2 separate regions of the Homo sapiens genome follow, and region 1 is linked to region 2. Evidence: read pairs that join two places in POLR2A ChIA-PET (ENCODE). Cell type or tissue: Panc1. All regions are shown on one strand. Each heading gives the region's core, and the rest is flanking DNA. Links, peaks and the distances in the headings are about the cores only. Region 1 holds the start of LOC124900689 (a long non-coding RNA gene). Region 2 overlaps SEL1L3 (SEL1L family member 3).

Region 1 (5,377 bases), core at 221-5,220, 160 kb after region 2:
ATTTTGGGGTGAAATTCTCTGGGCGTCTTCATTTGTCAAGGCCAGCCCAGAGCCATGTTTGTTGCAGATGTTTCCCTGCAAGTCATGCCATTAATTCATTGATTTCTCCTAGAGATTAATTCATTCATTCATGTATTCATCATAGAGGTGCTGGGTGTCTGCTACATGCCAGGCATTGTACCAGGTGCAATGAATTTTGAAACAAGCAAAAATAGACCCTTACTCCCAGGAGTTTTATCATCCACTGGGAGGGGCATGCAGGTAAATAGAACCCAGAAGTCAACTTGAACTTCAGATTTGTATTTGCATGTGTTTTCTCTGCTTTTGCCCGTTTCAACTTGCACACAGAAATCCTTCTCTTTAGAGTTCCGCATCAGACAAATGTGTCTGTAAGCAATATAGACTTTATGGGCAGCTTCGCAGGGGAAACAAGAAAAGGTAATATGGTACCCAGCACATCAATGGGCCATCGGGTCAAACAACCAGTCAGATGTTTCTGTTCTTCCAAAGTAAAGGTGTCCGAACTCTCTCTTGGAGGAGCCCCACCTTCAATAGTTCCCTCTCTCCCCTTCCCAGAACCTCCTTCAGAAGTACACCCCTCTCCTCTCTGTTATGCAAAGCAAAGCAGCTCTCTCCTGGCTCCCCCACATCAAAACATTTCTTCTCCAATTTACAAAATTAGATCCACCCTGCTTAGAAGTCAGGGTTGGAACCATCTTGTGCTATTCAATCAGGCACTTTGAGATCTTATCTCTTGCCTCCTGTCACCCAAAACAATTTATCAAATTGTTTATTCCAGCGTTCTCCCCAAGAAGATGTTTTGGAGTAAAAATTTTCTCCATCTTCTTCCGTTTACAACTATGTCTAAAATCAAGCATGTTGAATTTTGTGCAAGAGCAACAGGAAGGACTAATTTTTTTTTTTTTTTTTTTTTTTGAGGCAGGGTCTCAATCTGTTGCCCAGGCTGGAGTGCAGTGACAAAAATGACCTCTGGTTGTCCTCACTGCTTATTATATGCCAATTATAATGCCTTAGCAAGCAAAAGACACACCCACGAATGTCACGACAGTTTACAAATGCCATGGCAACATCAGGAAGTTACCCTATATGGTCTAAAACGGAGAAGAACACTCAGTTCCAGGACTTGCCCACTCCTTCCCCAGAAAACTCATGAGTAATCCACCCCTTGTTTAGTATATAATGAAGAAATAACCATAAGTATACTCAGTCAAGCAGCCCACACCACTGCTCTGCCTATGGAGTAGCCATTATCTGTTTGCTTTCTTAATAAACGTGCTTTCACTTTACTCTATGGACCCGCCCCAAATTCTTTCTTTTTTTTTTTTTTTTTGAGATGAAATCTTGCTGTCGCCTAGGCTGGAGCACAGTGTCGTGATCTCGGCTCACTGCAACCTCCACCTCCAGGTTCAAGCAATTCTCCCTGCCTCAGCCTCCCAAGTAGCTGCGGTTACAGGCGCCCACTGCCACTCCTGGCTAATTTTTGTATCTTTAGTGGAGACGGGTCATGTTGGCCAGGCTGGTCTTGAAATCCTGGACTGAAGTTATCTGCCCACCTTGGCCTCCCAAAGTGCTGGGATTACAGGCATTAGCCACTGCACCCAGCTCCCAAATTTGTTCAGGAACCCTCTTTTGGGGTCTACACTGGGACCTCTTCTGGTAACATTACCATAAGTGCCTTTTCTAGTTAGCTAACAGGAGGATAAAACAGGCCAAGCCTTCACCTATTCACGGCACATAGAACAAGAAAGAAAAAACAGTGGCCGTACAGTTTCCATTGTTCCCCCCAAATGTCTGTATGTCATTTATTACCTTGGTTTTGTTTGGCAGGGATGTTGTTGTTGCCTTTCACATGCTTTCGATCTAGACTAATCTCGGCACTCAGATGTCCCTTTGGCCTCACAGAGTAGGATGCCTGGAATCAGAACAAGCCGTGGAGTGCAAAGAAATTCCTCAGTCATGACTACATTATTTTGTTCTTCGTATCAAAAGCAAGCTAGGTGAGAGAATTCATTCATCTTTTACCACACTGCAAGGGACAGAGGCAATTTTTCTCCCAGGATTCAGGACTAAAGTAGATGATCTTCTGGACTTCTCTGTGACATTTCACTGAAATTGCATTTCACCGAAAACAAACAAGCAAACAAAAATCTTCCTTTTGAGAAGATAATCCCCAGAAGTTAAAAGAAAGAGTAGTAGTCCAGTTGGAAGTTGCAAAAAAATGTAAGTACACATGTCATTTGAAGGGGTGCTTGTGTATGTGTGTGTGTGTGTGTGTGTGTGTGGACTCTTTCAGTTGCAAGATAGAGCAACTCAACTACAAGTGGCTTAAACAAAATGGGGGTTTTATTTGTATTATAGAAAAGTCCAAGATAGATCAGTCTTCAGTCATGGCTGGATCCAGGTGCTCAGATGATGTCATATGAGTTCTTATCCCTCTCCCTCACTCATCTCTGGTTCAACATGACCACCAGCAGCCCCAGACTTACATTCTGCCAGCTAGACACATCCCTGGGGGAATGTGTGCTTCTTTCCCAGAAGTCTTTTTAAAAGTTCCAGGTTTGCATCTCAATAGCCCAAATTGGATTTAGTGTCCATCCCTACACCAATATGGGTGCCTCCAATTGGCCAGGCCTTGATCACACACTCCTGAAGCAGGGTGGGTTAAGGCAGACTCCAACCAAACTACATGGACTTTAAAAAAAAAAAAAAAGGATGATATTACCAGAAAGGAAAATGGTTTGGCAACAGCAAAGGATGCCTGTTACAGTGGAATGTGTATGTAATGGTGAAATAAATAAGAAGAAGAAAAGAAAGGCAGCTGGTAGGATGCTGGCAGAGGGCAATGAGCAGGTCTGTCCTAAGTGAACTCGGGTCGGCAGGCTTAGTTCTCAAACCGGTTGCCTTGATTAATGGTAAAAACAATAACATTTCAAGACCTGAAACACATCTCCTTAAATTTCATCAAAGTGTCCAGTAAGTGCTGATGTTTACGGATGTCACCGTCACCCAGGGTTGCTGTTTCCCCTGGACAGCCGGGTAAGCAGGCAGCTGTCTATCAGGACTAAATGAAAGAGGTTCGAAAGCCAATGCAGAAAAGTCGAGAACTTGGCTTGTGCAGTGCATCATAAAGGAAGGAGGGAAGAGGGAGAAGCCTTGGCAATTTGTTTTTAATATTTTTGCTTGTTTTGGATGCCACGAAAGCCTCATATATTGGCTCTTGACTAATAAAAACAGAGGAGAAGCCAGGCTGGAAACCTGGCTGTGTTTCCGTGCACAATTAGGTTTGTTTGTTTAGGTCTCTTTTTATTTGTTTTCAGATGACTCAGATATGAATACTGCAGGCCTTTCAAAGTGAAGTGTTCATATGTGTATTTTAGGTCTAGGGCTTCGCCAAGTGCAGAAAGACTTGGCTCCCTGAGGTTATTTTCCTATCCAGGGGTTTTTCAAACTTTCAAGTGGAGCTGAAGAATGCTGCTGCAAGCCAGGTTCTTTTTCTTAGCAGATCCCAGCTTGGGGTTGTAGGGGGGACAGGGATTGCAAACATACAAACACAAAAATCCCCAAACAGTGCACAAGGGCACCCATTGTGCTGATCCCGGCACTGCCTCTCCCTGATGGCTTTACCATCTGCATACTTCCGTCATCTCTGGAAACCTCTTCACGAGTCTGCCTCCCTTTCACCAGACAACCAAGTCCAGAGGTGGACTCTCCTTTCCTCTCTATCTGGATCTGTGTATAAACTGTTCTGCTTTCAAGATTCTCCTTTTTCATCGCTATAATTTGGAGTCTGAAGCCTCCTATAAAATGCAGAGATATTTACAATCTGGGAAGCTGCCAAGCATCTGGCTGAGCTCCTACCCCTAAGGGTGGTGTCTCCTGCAGGAATGGTTTGCTTCTGGCCAGTTGACCCAGCTTCCAGGGCCCTGGGAAGGGTCTAGGGAGAGGTTGAGCAGTAGTCTTTCTCCCCAGGATGAGCAGGATGCAAACCAGGCAATGATGAAGACCACTCTGGTCTCCTTTCTTGGAGATGAGACTTCTTTCCAGTATCCCTGCCTCTGCATTGATGAATCAGAGAATAGGGACAGCCTGAAGTGGTCCCAGCTGTGTTCAAATACTCAGGATCTATATAGGCACCAGAAGCAGGTTTCCTAAGCTCCCTGGAAGCTGGTCACAGCCTAAGAGTCTCTGACAGCCTCCCTAGCTCACAGACCACGTGAAACGGAAGACACTGACCAATGCATTAGCCAGAGAAGCACTTTCCTATGTTATTCACTCCAGCAAAACGTCTGGTAGCCAAGATTGCATTTTTCAATGCTCCTCTCCCTCTGAATTTGCCCCTCAACTCTTCTGCTTTTAAGACGCTCCTCTTTCAGTGTTGCAGCATAGAGGCTGACGCATCTGAAACTTTTAGGAGAAAGATTTATTCTGTCAGAATTCACATATTTCAGGAATGTCTTTTTTTTCCCCAAACCACTGTCTTCCAGAACTGTATCCTGGGGTCAAAGAAAAAATCGGTCCAATCTTGCACCTTCCACACCTACACTGCTGTGTCAGCACAGGCAGTGATTGGAATAATGGCCCTGTGTCATCTCAGCAGACACTGAGATAAGGATTTGAGTGCAAACAGTTTAGTCGAGCGGCGAGCCCAGGAAGCAACTCAGTGGGGAGATGACCCTGAGCGACTGGACCTCAATCCTGCTGGGGACCCTCTAAGAGGAGGAACAGTGGAATATGCCCGTGATTGTCCCACTGAGGGACAAGGAAGCTGGCTCTTAATGGTTGAGGGTTTATCTTGGCATCTTAACTCCTGGGCACTTCCAAGTACACTGCCAATCAGGGAACATCTTCAGGCAGAAGAGATGTAGAACTTTCCAGAGGCCACTTCCAGGGTAGGCTGAGGGGATTTGGGAAGGGCACCAGCCATGTCTATGGAGTCTTCTATACCCTAAGATGACATAAGGAAAGGACCAGTCATCAGAAAAAGACTGTGCAGTCCTTACTCCACCGTGCCTGCTGAGGCAGGGAAGTGGACTGCACTAGTTGAAACAACAGGGCTAGAAAGCAAAAGGTTTGAGTTCAACTCTCAGTTTGTTGTCTATTGATTTATTTAGCAAATATTCCTGGGCTGCTTGCTAGTAAGTGGCGAGTAGGGATGGTGACGGTTAAAGCTGGCGGTGAGCAAAGGTGAGATCGTAGGATCTAGAAGGCCATACTATGTTGCATAGCCAGGGCAATGAGGTATGCTTTTGATTATTATTCAGTTAATATTTATTTCATTGTTTCTTGTATCCCCCGTCTTCTTTTTAGGTTCAACTTCTTTCTGAAGATCCCCCTTTTAGTGGCTTTTCACTGATGT
Region 2 (5,377 bases), core at 309-5,308:
GCCTTCCAAAGTGCTGGGATTACAGCATGAGCCTACAGCGCCTGGCCAATTATCAAGCTATTATCCCAGATAGAGTTTTGAAGAACAAAAGGTGACAGAAGATATGCTTTGTTAGGAGTTCTCATATAGGAGAAACGGGGTGAATAGCTCAACTGGGCATCATTTCATATGTGTGTAGTTGATGGGGCTTGATTCTGTATTTTTCTAAAAGGTTCCCTGGTGGAGAGTGTTGACATTTTGCTATTGTTTCTTTCAGAAAAGATCTAAGTCAGAGGATAACATGAAGTTAAGCTAGGCAAAGAGATCAAATTTTAAGGACTGAGATGGATTGTTTGACAAGTAGGAGAAGCTTGAATGACAGCTGGAGTACAAGAGAAGAGAAACTTCGGGGTGGGGCAATGTTTCCTTAAGTTAATGAGGGTGTGTTGGCCCCAAAGAGGGCCTCAAAATCACCCTGCATGGCCTGTGCAGAACATGGTCTAAACCCTTCAAGAAGGTGCTTTGAGGCACCCATGCAATGAAGGAAGCTGGCATCCGGTGGCTTGTAGCAGACCTGTGGGCAGCTGATTCACCACGAGTCGTGGCTACCTTTCCTATGCACAAAACCAACACTGATTAGCAACACATCACACTCTAAATATTGATTAAGCTGAAGCTGACTTCCTGGCTCAAGTCATGTGTGTGGTTATAAGCTGTTTCCTGCCAGGAAAATAAGGCAATTAACTTGAAGAGTTCCAGCTACAGGCATGACACGTGTCCAGCCTTCATAGGTATTTTCACATGCCAGGTTGCATTAACACAAGCTAAAAATTTATCTGCATGTTCCTTTGTTTAGAAATTATGAGTTCAGAGTCCATGTCATTGTTATGTTTCCAGCTTCTAAGATAGAGTCTGACACACAGTAAGAATTTAGTAAGTGTTTCTTGCTGAAATAAAGCACTGGGGCTGGGCACGGTGGCTCATGCCTGTAATCCCAGCACTTTGGGAGGCCGAGGCGGGTGGATCACCTGAGGTCAGGAGTTTGAGACCAGCCTGGTCAACAAGGTGAAACCTTGTCTCTGCTAAAAATACAAAAAAAAAGTTAGCCAGGTGTGGTGGCGGGCACCGGTAATCCCAGCTACCTGGGAGGCTAAAGCAGGAGAATCACTTGAAACTGGGAGGTGGAGGTTGCAGTGAGCCGAGATTGTGCCACTGCACTCCAGCCTGGACAACAGAGCGAGATTCCGTCTCAGGAAAAAAAAAAAGCACTGGGCATGGGCATTTCTGCCAGGTGCCTCAGTGGCCCTGAGGGCACTTGCATATAAACCAAATGACTTGATCAGTTTTGAGTCCCCACTGCCTTCTTCTTATACTCGTAAGTTCTCTTGTAAGGGGCCCCCATCATTTCTCTATTTTTCTCCCAGCCTCGTTAATTCCTTCCAAAGAGCCCTTACCCTTTGGCACCTCATTGGTCCCTGGGGATCAGAGCTGAGCTGGGGAACTGTGAGGTCAGAGAAGGTGGCACCTTGGCACCCACCTTAACCATTTGGGGCAAACTTCTCCCAGCTATTTGGTCCCTCTAGACCTTTTCAGACAACTGCCCTACATTCTAGACCGTTTCCATTTCTCCACACCAAAAATACAAATTAAATTTTTAAGATTTCTCATCCCTCGACCCTCTGCTGAATTCCTGTTCATCTGGCAAGTTCATCCATGTTACTGTGATAATGAAAAAATACTGAGGTAAGGTCACGTATCTGTATTTCTACACCAGCTTTGTGGAGATAATGCCTTAAAAGCACAGTCTAAATGCACCGCAACTCTAAGCAAGATATTTGGGGTGAAGAGGGGCATCTGTGCCCCTCAAATTATGTGGTTTAGGCAGCTACAATAGATGTTCCACCTTGAAAGCAACATACTGATCCATTTTGCACGCAACAGAGCTGGGCCCTGAAAAATGCTTGAGCCCTCAAATATGTTTATACCAGATGTGAGCCCTCATCAAAGTCAAATTTGACAACGTCATGCACAGTCACAAAACACAGATTCTCTTGCTTTTGTGTAAATGTGCATGTATTGTAATTAAAAAAAAAAAAAAAAAAAACAAAGAAATGGGCCAGTTAATGTGTGTTCATGATAGAAGACCCCAAATAGGAGATCTAAATGCATTGAACTCAGCCTGGGAATCAAGAAACAGATGAATTTATGTATATTCTGGATGGAAAAATAAAACTATCAATATGACCTAAACTTCTTTTAGGATAACTGCATTTGATTCCTTTAAGAAAATCAATAAGAAGAGATGCTATTCAAATAACCCTCCCTTGCTCAAAGAGCTGAGAAAACTTGGCTTTGTTCTCTATCTGGTCTCCACTTGGTATTTAAGGAAGGAACAGAGAGATTGGGAAACTTTAAATCATCCACATCTTGCTACGGGAAGTTCATTGGCATGTACACATGTCTGTGGGTGGGTATGACAAGAAAACAATAACTGTTTTTCTCATTCCTGACCTTTCTGCCCCATTCTTCTAAGAAAACTGTGGCTCATGAGGGCTTTCTCTTCAAACTGGCTGGATCACATTTTCCCTAGATCAAAAAGGTAAGTGTCTTGCCTTAAAGGGCCTATTTTTGTAATTTCTGTCTACTAGATATAAGCAAAAATTCTGTTTAGGTCAACAAAGCATGCAATTAAGCAAAATGGATGATGATGTCAATACAGACTTCAAAATCAGCATGTGCTTAGGGAAGAACTTCCCAGTTGAGTATTATTCCCTCCTAAACCTGAGAGCTGGCCAGAGCCACACCATCACAGTCATGATCAATATTCCTGGTTGTGTAAGATTCTCCCCCATACTATTTAATATGCTGTTTCTTCCCAACTTACATCACACAAAGCTACCTAAGCTTGGTTTGCTCTTATTTCATTGAGTACCTACTGTGTACTGAGCACTGGGATGGGTGTGTTAAACCTTTTTCTCTCTCTGACTTCTAACCTCCACCTCTCACATGGGACCTCATAGAACTTCTCACTTCTAACCCAATCCTCACAACAACCCACAGAGGGAGACAGCATCCCACTGTTACAGCTGAGGCAATGGAATGCCTTCAGAGAGGGTAAGTAACTTGCCCAAGGTCAACCAGCTACCAAAAAGCAGAACCAAAATTCAAATCCACATTGGCTGACTCCAAAGCCAGGGAAGGTGTGCCTCTTGTCTTCTAACAACACCCAAAGATGATGCCCTCAACTCACGTCCTTGCCTTTATACACCTGTCACCGCTTTCTGGCTACAGGGTTGGGGAATCTCATGACTTTCCTTATTCCCATCTTGAAAGGGTTGGGGCTAAAATGCCATTATGCCGGCATGCCTTGAGTTTGGAGGAGACAGATATTGCCTTAACCACAAACACACAAACACCAGACTCAGCCAGCTCCCCAGTATAACTAAGCCCTTCTCCAGGTAGAGACTGGAAACAAGGCCTGCCAAGGCAGAATCCCATCAGCCATTCCTCATGGGCCGAACACGCCTCCTGCCCCTCGGCTCCTTTCTCAGGGGAATGGCATGAGCCATTAAACAGGGTAACTGAATTCACTTTAGGCTATTTACGGTCTACTCCAGTCTATCCATGTTTCCAGCGAATTGCCTGGGTTATTCTCTCCTACCTGTCCTCTAGCTCTGACGCTTTTGCCAACAGGCAGCCAGAAGAAATAGAAGGCAAGAGGCCAACACCATGGCTTGGGAAATTTTAGGAGCTCCAGTCAGGATGAATATGGAAGCTATTGGTTGATGTGAGGTTTGGGGATGATCTCTATTTTCAAATATTCATAATACCTCTCCCTCAAGCTAGATAACTGCAGATCTCTTTACCTCGTTTTGATCTTCTCATGCTCTGCATTGCACACATAGTGAGGGGTTAATGAATACTCTTAGATGGATGACCGAGGGTGTGTGGCCACTTACAGGGAATCCTGTACAAGGCTCTGTCACAGCCGCTGTCTGCTAACTGTCCCACATGTATCTGTTCTGTTTTTTTGTTGTTGTTGTTTTGTTTTTGTTTTTTTTGATTTTTTTGTTTGTTTGTTTGTTTGTTTGTTTTGAGACAGAGTCTCACTCTGTCGCCAGGCTGGAGTGCAGCGGCGCGATCTCAGCTCACTGTAACCTCTCCCTCCTGGGTTCAAGCAATTCTCCTGTCTCAGCCTCCCAAGTAGCTGGGATTATAGGTGCACGCCACCACACCCAGCTAATTTTTGTATTATTAGTAGAGATGGGGTTTCACCATGTTGGCCAGGATGGTCTCGATCTCCTGACCTCGTGATCCGCCTGCTTCGGCCTCCCAAAGTGCTGTGATTACAGGCGTAAGACACCGCGCCCAGCCTCTGTGCTGTTAATGTCCTCTTACTTCTTTGTCCTCAGTCTGATTGTCTAACAAGTGCAGCTATCCACTCCGAACATTTCAACTGACAGCTGACATCAATACTGGCCATCCTGAGATTTATCTTTTCATATAAGAAAATATTATACTTTGGAGACCAGAGCTTAGAACGAACAAAATTGTTTTCTGGAAGTGCCATTATCACAGATAGAGAGCTGGGGCAGCCTCAGGCTGGTTCTAGCCAAGTTGGAAGAAGGTAAGAGTTAATGGTGTAAGAAAATAGCAAGAAGGCCCGTTGGGCAGGGAAAGTTCTGCGTGGGGCACAGTACTCAGCACCCGCGACCTCAGTGGAAGCAATTTCATTATCTTTTGCTTTCGAGGCCCTCTCCCTCTCTGAGGAGGCTCTCTGCATCTTGGCCTTTGGTGACCTCAGAATTTTCTGGCAGCCACTGGAACCAGGGATCATCTTTTCAGAAATCTGTTTGGCATCGTTCCGTGACTTATCTTTCAGCCCTCATCACAATTATTCATGCTTTGGCAGTATCCTAGCTACAGACACAGTACTCTTTTTGAGCTGATACTGAAGGTTACTCCGTCCCAGCCTATGGAGACGGAAGGCACCCACTCCTCAGGACCCTGACTCCAGGAAGCATGCTCCCTGTGAGGGCAGGTGCTTAAAGGCATCTATTCAGAAGCTGCTCTCAACCTCCAGCCCTTGTGAACAGGCAAATAGGTGAAGATAACACAAAACAGGAACTGGTCCCCAAATCATAGGCAATTTGGCTTTGGAATGCATTCCAAGGCACATTTGCTGTACACTTGTATGCACATTCATCCAAACTCAAATGCTAAACTCTACCAGCTGCCTCTGGACTACATAAAAACCCCAAACCTTTATCTCTTCATTAACGATGGCAAATATTTTCTGGCTTTACCTTTCTTCCCCACTTTAACATCCTGCTTCTATTCTGTGGCCTGCGCTTCCTGCTTTGTATATTTTAGATTACTTTAGACATGACCTCACATC

The links. Peaks named below come from ENCODE experiments on the same cell type or tissue, not always from the same donor. Only the 100,000 strongest peaks of a DNase experiment are listed, where the experiment ranks them.
Region 1: POLR2A ChIA-PET joins it to region 2 with 7 read pairs; 4 of 35 experiments call an interaction of 5 or more read pairs at or near these places.

What each region holds. Positions count from the first base shown.
Region 1 is chr4:26,019,167-26,024,543 of GRCh38, forward strand. It overlaps LOC124900689 (a long non-coding RNA gene), which reads left to right and starts at 2,031. Exons shown (of 2, transcript XR_007058093.1): 1 at 2,031-2,241; 2 at 5,329-5,377. In Panc1, for the core only: no CTCF peak of the experiment used is centred there; DNase peaks (open chromatin) are centred at 2,870 and 3,315; H3K4me3 peaks cover 1,401 bases; H3K27me3 peaks cover 539 bases.
Region 2 is chr4:25,854,531-25,859,907 of GRCh38, forward strand. All of the region lies in intron 1 of SEL1L3 (SEL1L family member 3), which reads right to left. Among named protein-coding and RNA genes, the nearest start is that of SEL1L3, 5.8 kb to the right of the region's middle. In Panc1, for the core only: a CTCF peak has its summit at 3,039; no DNase peak of the experiment used is centred there.